2 separate regions of the Mus musculus genome follow, and region 1 is linked to region 2. A link is a contact called in ENCODE Hi-C or POLR2A ChIA-PET data. All regions are on one chromosome and are shown on one strand. The core of a region is the stretch at or near the end of the contact, and the rest is flanking DNA. Distances in the headings are between cores, read along the strand shown.

The links. Hi-C counts contacts between places; a loop is a spot of excess contacts on that map. ChIA-PET counts read pairs that join two places held with the same protein, here RNA polymerase II (POLR2A).
Region 1: a loop to region 2 is called in a map of heart, with 2.9 times the contacts of the local background. The contact joins the promoter of Pycrl here to the promoter of Zfp41 in region 2. A Hi-C loop is called at or near these places in 1 of 37 maps with a recorded cell type or tissue (heart). POLR2A ChIA-PET finds 5 or more read pairs at or near these places in 1 of 5 experiments (embryonic stem cell).

Annotation. Positions count from the first base shown.
Region 1 is chr15:75,917,779-75,923,419 of GRCm38, reverse strand. It overlaps Pycrl (pyrroline-5-carboxylate reductase-like), which reads left to right and starts at 1,860. Exons shown (of 6, transcript NM_025412.2): 1 at 1,860-2,044; 2 at 4,127-4,191; 3 at 4,568-4,747; 4 at 4,956-5,168. The coding sequence starts at 1,954.
Region 2 is chr15:75,612,959-75,618,470 of GRCm38, reverse strand. It overlaps Zfp41 (zinc finger protein 41), which reads right to left and starts at 1,787. Exons shown (of 3, transcript NM_001044718.2): 1 at 1,651-1,787; 2 at 1-427. The coding sequence starts at 270.

The DNA.
Region 1 (5,641 bases), core at 611-3,110, 300 kb before region 2:
CATTCGACCCAGTGCCTCCTTCCCAGGCGCTCAGCCAGTCTGCTAGGTCTCATAATTTGCTCAGCTTTCTCCACTCAGCCCAACCCTCCTAGACATTCTGCCTCTCACCTCCCTGAAGTATTAAGATATCCAAATGTTTTCCCTCACCCTTGGTTCTCAGCCTGCATCTGAGGCCTTCTGTCTTCCAGCAGGACAGTCACAACCTGCCAGGTCTTTCATCCTCTTAGAGCAGTGTCAGCTGTCCCCTCCTATGTTGTACCGCCCAGCCTACCTCAGGCCCATGCCTTCCCAGCACCCATCTCCACCTTTAAACCTCACCCTCTGATGAGCATCCACCAAGCAGGCCAGGACATTAAGGAAGGAATTAAGGATGTAGCTCCCAGCCCCCAGGAAGAGCTGATCTGAGTCTATCAGAACTTGCCAGACACTCAGTTGTCCAGTGACCACCAGTCAGTGTTAAACGTGTCATTATGTCAAGAAATGCACCCTGTCCTAAGAATCAGAGTGCCTTGATCACTCTGGCCAGACAGCTGCATACACTTTCCGACAGACTTGAGGCCAAGTCTCAGCCTTGAACATTTCTGGGTGCCGCCCAGAATACACAAGTTCTTTACACTCATGTCCCTCACCCCATAGAATGGATTTTTGTCTCCATATTGAGGATTCTGCAGGTTCCCTGTTGCTACCTGAGACAGTTAATGTCTAAGAAGGAAAAGCCTTATTTAGCTGTAGTTTTTAGCTCCTGGTTTTACAGGTGTCCATCTAATGTCAGGCAGACTTAGTGCTTGTAGGCTTCAGGTGGGGTCTGGGGAAAGATTAGGAAATTATAACTCTTCACCTCGCACAGTGAGAGAGAGGGAAGGACTGGCCATCACATCCCAATTGTGGCAAGCAGGAGATGACCATCTTTACTGTGGGACCTCACAGTCCAAAGACAGCATGCACTGCCCTTCTAAGTGCTGTGTTCTAGTTTGCCTAATTATGCACATTCAAAACAAGACAGCAACAAACCACCTGTATGCTGGTGGTTGTTTGAATTGGTAATTTGGATGAGACGAAGGCTGGGATCCTGATCATTTTATTTATTTATTTATTTAGTTAGTTAGTTAGTTAGTTAGTTAGACAGGGATTCTCTCTGTGGCCTTGACTGTTCTGGAATTTGCTTTGTAGACCAGGCTGGCCTCAAACTTGAGCTCCACCTGCCTGGGACTGAGACCAAAGGTGTGTGCCACCACAGCCAGGCTTCTGATTGCTCATGAAAACCTGCCTTTTTTTCTGTTTTGGGCTTCTTGATTTGCTTGCTTTTTCTTTCCTCTGCTCTCACTTTAGCTAAATGACTATACATATAGCCAGCTAAGTGACTAAATGTCACTATATGTGGAATTCAATACAGATAACTATTTTGGTGAGACACTAAAGCACTCAAAAGTTTTTTTTAAATTAAAAAATAAGTGCTGTGTATTAGTGACTGATGGTTAGTGCTGCTTTTAATGTAGAGAACCAGAACCCACTCCGAGGACTGAACCCAAGGCACCCAAGCTAGGCAAGAGCTTGGAGTACCTACCTTACACCCCAGGCCCATCCTGGAGTGGTTCAAGCGTTTTTTGGTTTTTGTTTTTTTTGTTTTTCTCCCCCTCTAAATCTCTCTGTAAGGGTTTTGGAGAGACTCTAGCTAGCTTCAGGCTTCTCAGGAGGAATTAGACAGCCTGCTTAGGACTAGCTCCCCTTCCTTTCTCTTCTTTCCCCTCAGCAAAATCACTGACCAATGGTTTACCAAAGCTTGGGGGAAATCCCGCCTCAAGCGTCAAAATCCAAGTGTCTGCGCCCGCCCCGCCCCGCCCCGCCCCGCCCCTCTGTCCTCCCAAACCCGCCCAGTCGCTTCTGTCGGTCAAAGCAGTTCTAGTGGGCGGGACCCGCTGCCGCAAGGACGAGAGAAGGCCAGCTCAGAGCAGGATGGCGGCGACAATGTCTGAACCTCGGCGTGTGGGCTTCGTGGGTGCAGGCCGCATGGCGGAGGCCATTGCCCGAGGCCTCATCCAAGCAGGTGGGAGGCGAGGCCTGGCTGGGGGAGCTTTCGTTCTAATGGGAGGAGTTCGTAAGCCTTGGCGGGAGGGGCGCACGTGGTACACCAAGGGCCAGTAGGGTGAATTCGCTGGTTTCCTGGGTGAGAATCATACATCAGGACTCTATTAAGGCCTCCAGGATCGCTGGATGAGTCCGCAGTCCCTTCCCAGGCCGGTGAGTGGGCATGTTAGGCGAGGTGTGGGGGAAAAAAACCAAAAAAAACCAGTTCATTTATTTAACATTGATTGTATTGGTGAATATTCCTTTAAATGTATTGCATTAAAGAATATTACGATTGACTTCACGTGTGACTTCTTTGTAGTGGAGTTTGCTTGTTTCTTTTCTTTTCTCTTCTTCTCTTCTCTTCTCTTCTCTTCTTTTCTTTTCTTTTCTTTTCTTTTCTTTTCTTTTCTTTTCTTTTCTTTTCTTTTCTTTTCTTTTCTTTTCGAGACAGGGTTCATTTGGCCTGGAACTCCCAGGTAGACCAGGCTGATCCTGAACTCAGGGATCCACCTTTTTCTGCCTCCCAGAGTGTTGGAATTAAAAGTGTGAGCCACTCGCTGACTCGCTTTTAACTTTTTATCTCCTTAATGTGGCTGCGAGTTTCTAGTTCCATATGTGGCTCAAATCGTGCCTTAGATTGAACCGACTTAATGCCAAGTTAAATGTCTGACGTCCTGGCCTCTTCCTCCTCAGCCTCTGGCTTAACCAAAGGCTACCCATTCCTCAGCCCCCACTCTCAGAGGTGGGCAGCTGTGAGGACACTCGGGAGGAAGAGGATTGGCCCTGTGCTCTGAAGAGTGCCTGCTATCGCTGGTTTGTCATTTCTTTATGGCAACAATACCTTGAATTTGAAGACTGACGTTTCTCCACCAGTTCCAAATGTCTGCTACCTGGAGCTTGAGGGGTATGGTGGGGAGAGAGGCAAACTCTTCCGGGCTGAGGACTGCTGGTGTATATAACTGATGTTTTACTGGCCCAGCACGGCTGTACAGTATTTAGAAAACTTTATGAACAGATTGCGGGTAGAGGAAGTTGGTGACCTTTGGCTCTCTGCTTTCAGTTGTATTTCAAAGTCCAGAGGCCCATGATCATGGGAGGAGGGCTTCCTACAAGCCTTAGCAGTTTACACGTCGAACCTGGCAGTTCACCTGCCTCTTGCTGCTACACACACTGTCACTGACATCATTAGCTCCCTGGGGAAGGTTTTAGCATGCACTTCTGTCTGGCCCAGGCTTTCTACCCCTATATCCTCCAAAACCAGGTGGTGTCCACCAGAGGGGCCACTTCGTTTCCCCAGGACACACCAGCTCACTTGCCTGTTAGGTCTTTATCAGACTGGCTTTGTTTGTTTTTGTTTTAAGACAAGGTTTCTCTATGCAACCCCCTGGCTGTCCTAGAACTCACTCTGTAGACCAGGCTGGCCTGGAACTCAGATTCACCTGTCTCTTCCTAGATGCTGGGATTAAAGTCATATACCACCATCACCAGGCTAAGATCAGCTTTTTTAAAAATTATATGTTTGAGTGTTTTATCTGTTTAGGCACTGTGTGTGTGTCTATGTGTGTGCTTGCATGCTTACACACTCCGTGTCTTCAGAAGCCAGAAGAGGGCACCGGTTCCACTGGAGGTAGACTTATCAATGGTTGTCAGCTGCCCAAGTGGGTTGTAGGAACCTATCCCAGGTCATCTTCAAGAGCAGCAAATACTCTCAGCTGCTAAGCTGTCTCTCCAGACCTTTATTACTAACTCTCTTGCTATCCACCATGCAACCCTAGCTCTGGCGTTCCTTCAGAGGTTTTGCATTTTGGCCAAAAGACCTAAATGTTCCAGTCAGCTGCCCCTTCCCTGAAAGCGGAGACCCTTGGGCTTTGTTTCTTGTTAAGATCAGGCGGGTTCCTGGTCCCAGTGTCCAACAGAAACGGCAGTGCTATTTAAGTACGATGAATTGACTTGATCAGCCCCAAGGACAAGCAACCCTAAGGAGCCTTAGGCTCACACTGGGCTGGGCAAGCTGTGTCCTATCTTCCCAGTCCTTACCAGCTCTCGTCCTTCTGTCCAGGCAAAGTAGAAGCTAAACAAGTGCTGGCCAGTGCACCAACGGACAACAACCTCTGCCACTTCAGGGTGAGTGGGACCTAGAGGGCCTTGTCTTTCTGAAGCATTTATCAGGGGCAGGTATGGCAGACGGTTTGAGATGGTTTGGTCTGTCCAGGGGAACTAGGCGTCAGAGGCCAGGAAGAAAGTTCTGGAAGGACTAGCATAGATGCAGTGTGTGTCTTATGTAGGGTGGGTGTGGACACTCATTAGGAGGGAAGGTTCTAGAAGGCACAACTTAAGAGTTTGAGGAGCAGGGCCTGTTGGGTTTGTCGTAGGCGTTGGAGAGTACAGCAAGTACAGACATTGGTGACCCACGGGATACGGAATGGTCGATGGCACGCAGGTCAGCCTGTGTAGGATGCTGCCTCACACAGCCTCATTTCTGGCCCTTGTGTCTCTTTAGGCTCTGGGTTGCCAGACTACTCACTCCAACCATGAGGTGCTGCAAAACTGCCCACTTGTCATCTTTGCCACCAAACCCCAAGTCCTGCCAACTGTCCTGGCGGAAGTGGCCCCCATAGTCACCACTGAGCACATCATCGTATCTGTGGCTGCTGGGATCTCTCTGAGCACAATGGAGGGGGTGAGTGGCCCCTTGGTGTGAGTAAGGCCTTGACTCTGAAACAGGATCTGTGGCCCATACTTGGGAAGGAGATAGCATCCCAACCAAGCACCAGAAGTTAGCCAGTTGGCTCACCAGGGTTCAGTGGCTGGGATAATGTTCTGCCAAGGTACCTGGGCAGTGGGGATAGAGGCTGCATTTGCCTGACGCTGAATTCTCTCCTATCCAGCTGTTACCCCCGAACACACGAGTATTGCGAGTCTCTCCCAATCTACCCTGCGTTGTCCAGGAGGGGGCCATGGTGATGGCCCGGGGCCACCATGCTGGGAACGATGACGCAGAGCTCCTACAGAACTTGCTGGAAGCCTGTGGGCAGTGCATAGAGGTTCCCGAGTCCTACGTAGATATCCACACCGGTCTCAGTGGCAGTGGTGTGGCCTTTGTGAGTATTGTCTCAGAGTCAAGCCTTGGGGGCTTCAAATGATCCCCCTGTGAGCTCTGCTGTCCCTCAGAACATCATGTTTTATTGGACCATCGAGGCTGGCTCCTTTACCAAACTCTTGGGTATAGGCCTTATAGTCTAGGTATCTGTGACCATGTTTAGGGCCGTGTTTCTTGTGATTCTGAGCTAGTGGTTCTCAACCTTCCTAACGCTGTGACCCTTTAATACAGTTCCTCATGGTGTGGTGACCCCCCCCCCCAAGCAAAAAAATTATTTTTGTTGCTACTTCACAACTGTAATTTTGCTACCATTATAAATTATAATGTAAATATCTGTGTTTTCTGATGGTCTCAGGCCACCCCTGTAAAAGGATTGTTCAACTCCCAAAGGGGTTGATAGGCATTTTCTCTCCCTTGGTGACACACAGGCCAGATTAGACCAGATTAAAATGAAATAAAGGCAGATTTATTAGG
Region 2 (5,512 bases), core at 538-3,037:
ACCACACTCATAGGGCTTCTTCCTCTGAAAAGGGACAAACACGGGGACACCCTCAAAGTCATCTTTAAACGAGGCATCGAAGGCATCAAAGATATGTGCTTCGTCCTCGGGGCTCAGGACAGGTTCTTTTCGGGGTCTGCGGGGCTTTCTTGGCTTCTTGGTTGCCTTTTTCCCCTTTGATGTTTTCTCTCCCTTGACAGTGGCCTTTTGCGCACCTGCCTCCTCCTTTGGGGCCTGACTCTTCTTTTTCCTAGTTGCAGGCTTTTCCATTGCTGCTCTTAGGAAGCAGGAAACCCCCCTGGAGGCCAGGGAAGGCTGAGGGTTTTCAGACAGTGGCTGCCTGGCTCCTTCTCTGGGACTTCGCTGTCAGGGACAGCTCCTGCGTACGAAGCTGCATCAAGCAGACAGAACCACGGTCGTCTTGCTTCTGGAGGCAAAAGCATGAACAACAGGTCAGAGGCAGCTCTTAGCTCTCTGCAGCTCCACTGTCTTTCCAGCTGCTCACATGATGAGCCCCTCAGACTAAAGTGGACTCCCCAGAGCTCTAGCCCCAGGCCTATAAGCTGAGCTCAGAGCCTCTGGTCCACTGTATGCTCATCTCTTTGAGTGACTCTCTCACTCAGCCACAGACACTCCTGGGCCTGAAGACAAGATTTTCACTCATCCCAGAGAAAGCCATAGCCATCATGGACCGATGGCCATTTTCCACCTCCCCAAACAGAACCTTCCCCGTTCTTCCTTATCCTCTCTACCCGCCCACATTGGGACTGTGCAAACACCCTGGAGTAGGAAGTAACTCTACCATACAACAGCCTGGTTCTGAGCCTGGAAAACTCAGGGCTCTCCTCATAATCCACAGCAAACCCCATCAGACCCCCAAAGGATGCCTCTTGTATTGATGAGGCTCTCTCTATGTGACCCCTCTTTATCTCTAAACCTGCACCATCCCCTTTACTCCCAGAGGCCCAAAGGGGTGGGCTCTGCTGGCAGTTCCATCTAGAGCACCCACACTTTCCCAAAAACACTTTGGGAACACACTGTATTTTGTTCTAAGCATTTGACAAATACCCACATATCTAACCCAGCAGATAAAATTCTTATCCGGATTCAGAGTCCAAGATCCAGGCGGCTAGGTGACTGTTTGCTCTATGTCAGCATCTGAAAGTGTTTGTCTTTTGTGGGACAGCTCAGGAGACACCTGAGAGTCCCTGTCTGCAGCATCACTCAGTACCAATTCAAACACCATCACTCTGGTGAGAGGAATGACAAGCGGGACCCAGGTGTCTGTGTCTGCTCACCAAGGACCATCCTCACTGAAAACTTAAATAGTCATTAAAACCAGAGAAGACCCCAGCGACTTAGCTTATTGCCCCCTCTCTTCACAGGCCTGTGCACAGGAGTAGGTGCGAGTGATTCAGGCAACTTAGTTGAATTCCGCTGACCTAGGGACTCAGGTCCATCAAGGAGCTGCTGGAGCCGGCAGGATAAGGCGCTCAATGCATCCAGCAACAAGGGGCTTCGCTAGGTAGCCCGGCCCACCTTCCCCGCCTCCAAGGACCTCTGCAACACCGCCGAGGTGGTCCACAGAGAAACGACTCAGAAGCCGGCCTTCGCCCGGTCGGGGCTACCGTGCACACACGCAGAGAGTACCTGATGGGTGCCGAGCACAGACGCCGGCGGAACGTGGCCGTAAGCAGGCTGACCGGCGGGCGGGCGACCGTTAACAATGCCCACTTGAGCCCGCCACTCCCGCGCCTAAAGGCGCCCGCCCCTCTGGTGCCGCTCTACCTTCCCCGGCCTCTCGGTGGTGCTGCCGCGCACCCTAAGCCCCGCCCACCGCTCGAAACCCACTCCAGTGCCGCTCTAGGACCCTTGCCGGGTTCTCGGTGGTACCGCCGCAAGCTCCGGAGCCCCGCCTGCTCGTTCACGCCCTTCTGGTGTCGCTCTAGGAGCAGCCGCCCGGCCTCTCTGTGATCCCGTGCTGCGGCCGTAGGCCCGCCTACCTCTCCCCGCCCCTTCGGGTCGGCTCTAGGAGACACTGCCCTCGCTCCTTGTGATGCTGTGGCTGCGGGCTCGAGCTTCGCTTGAGAGGATGCTAAGCAGGCGTCTGTGCCTGTGCAAGCTTCTGGGCTGCGGGCGGCGCCTTTCTCCCGGCGTGCGCCTCTTCTCAGGACTCCAAGCCTTCTTCTGCAGGCTTCGTGTTATTTCTCAGTCATCGGGTTTGCCATCTGTGGCACGCCGGGATGGCGGACCCAGTAGTGCACGGCCTGTAGCCCCCTGGAATCATCCGACCCCGCCCCTCCTTTCCGGCAAAGCCAGGGTCCCCTGCTCTGTCCTTAACGCGGGCCTTTACAGATATTTAAATCTAGTCACTTCTTGTGCTCTTTCGACTTTCTGGGTATATTCTCCACTATTATATTTGGTTAGGCTGGCTTAGAACTAGCAATCTCTTGCCTCGGTCGAGTCCTGGGACGATAGGTGTGGCCCACGGCGCTTGGAGAATGAAGTTATGAGAAACGAATCGAGAGCTGTTGTGTGCTTGGTGAAGTCTCCCTGGGGGCGCCATTTTACATGACTAGTACACAGTGTTAGTGCCTCCTGTGCTGCAGAAGCCTGTATCAAACCTCTAACAGACCCTTTCTTTAAGTGTCGTCTCCACCTCATCCGTTTAGATTCAACGCCAACATGCTAGATAAATGTAATTGTCCAGCGTGCAACTTGGCGGAGCTTGCCGATTATCATTCAGGCATCGCTGTCTAGATTCACAAGAGTGGCTGTGTATTGAATGGTGGTTCATTCAGCCTCCTGAACAGCTGCCTCTGCGCTGTGTGCATCACAGCTTTGGGATCCTTTGTCCACTGAAGGACGTGTTTACAAGGTTGTTGGGAAGCAGCGCCCCCCCCCCCGCCCTCCCCCCGTGCTGTTTCATTTCCCTGGGACCGTGCCCAGGAAGGCAGTTGCTAGGTCCCAAACTGCATGTTGCCTTTTGCAAGAAACAGACAAGCTGCTTTCCAGAGAGCCTGTGCCATTTCTCATTCATTCCTACCAGTGGCATGGGGCTTTCTGGCTTACCAGCATTTGGTACAGGGAGGTAGGGCATCTCCTTGCTTGCTTTCCCCAGAAGGTTAGTGGCCTGTGTGCTTCCTGCCATCTTTCATGTAGTCCCCAGTCTCTTACCTATCCTCTAATGAGGTGGGCTGAGCTGGATGCGCATAGACTGTTGGTATCATTCTTGTTCTTTTCAGCTCTCAGGCATGCTCCAGCTTGTCCCTACCCCCACGCCCCTTCATTTGTGGAAGAGATTCTGTTTTGGAGTGGCTCCTCTCTGGAGAATTATACCCTTCTCTTGTCAGTGAGACTCAACTGCTAAGCCTGTGGCTTGGGCTTGCTCACGTGGTCCAAGTTTTTCTCTAAGAAGACAATGAAGTGTCTTCTGCTAAGAAGCTCCAGTGTCTGGACACAAGCTCTGAGCCATCTGGACACATGGCCCCTTTGTCTGGTGGCCAGGATTATTTGCTGTGTACAGCTTAGGGTCGGCCTGAGGAGATGCTGTCTTCAGTGATATACAACTGAGACATGTCTGTTCCTGACAGTGGCCGTTCACATGGGAACCTGGGTAGTGTAGGGCCTCCCTAGTTGCAATGGATTGTCTTTGTGTTAATGTCACTGCCTTGTTCCTGCGTCACTGGCTTCTACAAACCACAAGGTCCTTGGAAGGGCAATGGTAATGAGTCTCCTTCCTCAGGATTTCCTGCCTTGGGGAAAGCACCTGCTCCCCTCCCTCCCCACCCCCCCATCCACCACCACCACCAGGATTTTTACAACTCAACAAGGAACAGTAAGACCACTATAAATGGTTGCTTTCTGTCCTGGGAGGCAGGAAGATTCCAGAGAGCCCCTGGACTCTGTCAGTGAAACTGAAACTCTTGTCCAGCACCAGCCAAGAACAAGAGCTAGTGACCCTACAAGTGAGTATTCGTTGTGAATACAAAATGTCAGAAACAGATAAACACATTTGTGTCTTTTTACAATATCAGAATTTATTGAATAACAAATAACAAATTCACAAGCTACATTGGCTTCTTTGACTGGTATTTGTCAAGTGGTTCAGATTGGCTCTTGCTAGTGACCGAGGCAAGCACAGCTTCTTTTATTCCTGTGAAGACTACTAATGTTAACACTCTAATTAGACCTCAACTGGCACACGGCAAGTATTTCTGGCCATAGGTAGGTTACAGAATGTCTGCAACAGGGTTAAGAAGATTGCTGTGGAATTCAGGGAGGCCATAGTGGAGGTAGAGGCAGGAAGCTGACATAGAGGCAGAGTCCCTGGTAGGGTGAGTGACAAGTCCTGTTAGGGAGCTGCTGCTAGGGACACTGGCAGAGCCACACCCCAGAGTTAGAGTTCAGCTGAGCTGCAGTGTGTAATGGAGCTAAGGAAGTGAGGTGAAACCTACACTAGTGTCATGGTACTAGAGGCAATGGGCAGCCCTGTGTCCAGATGGGCAGAGAGAGAGATGGATGGAGTTGACTCAGCGGTGAAGACCAAGCTAAGCTGAAGTTCCCATGGCAGCTGGGTTTTCTTTTCTTGCTGGCCCCTCAACTTGAACGTATATCAGGGTGGTCACAGGACAGGTTTGTGGGAGCTGTTCCCATTTTACTGTTGGGATGCTTTAAAATCTTTTTCCCCCTTATCTTTATGTCTGTATGAATACACGTGGAGACCACTTTGTCAGTCTTGTTTGAGGCAGGCTTTCTTTGCTGTTTGTTAGCTGGCCTGTGAGCTTTTGGGGATTCTCCTGTCTCCTCCTTCCATCTTGCCGTAGGAAGAACACTGGGATTATAGATATGTGCTGCCACATTGGGCTCTTCCATGTATTGAGTGAGGGTCACAGCTCGGGTCCTCATGCCTGTGCAATAAAAGCTTTACCCACTAAACTATCTTCCCAGTCCTATTTTTATTTTTTAACTTAAAAAAAAGAGTTATGTATGTGTGTGTGTGGTGGTGGTGGGGAGTGGGGACTGGAGAGATGGCTCAGTGGTTAGGAGCACTGACTGCTTTTCCAGAGGTCCTGAGTTCAATTCCCAGCAACCATATGGTGGCTCACAACCATCTCTAATGGGATCTAATGCCCTCTTCTGGTGTGTCTGAAGACAGCTATAGTGTACTCATATACATAAAATAAATAATTAAAATAAAAGAGGTGTGTGTGTGTGTGTGTGTGTGCACTTGAGTGTGTGTGTTCTATGAGCATGTTTGTGTGTAGGAGTGGATACCCTATAAACAGGCACAGGCTATAGGAAGACAAGATTGGGCATCTTGTTCTGTCATGCTCCGCTTTCTTCCCTTGAGACAGGGCCTCTCACTGAACCTGGAGCTAGGCTGGCAGGAAGCCCCAGTGATCCTCCTGCTCTCCCCCTCTGTCCTCCCCTGCTGCCCCAGCTCTGGGTTTATGTGCAGCCATGCTCAGCTTTTTACTTGTATTCTGGGAATTTGAGCTCAGAACCTCAT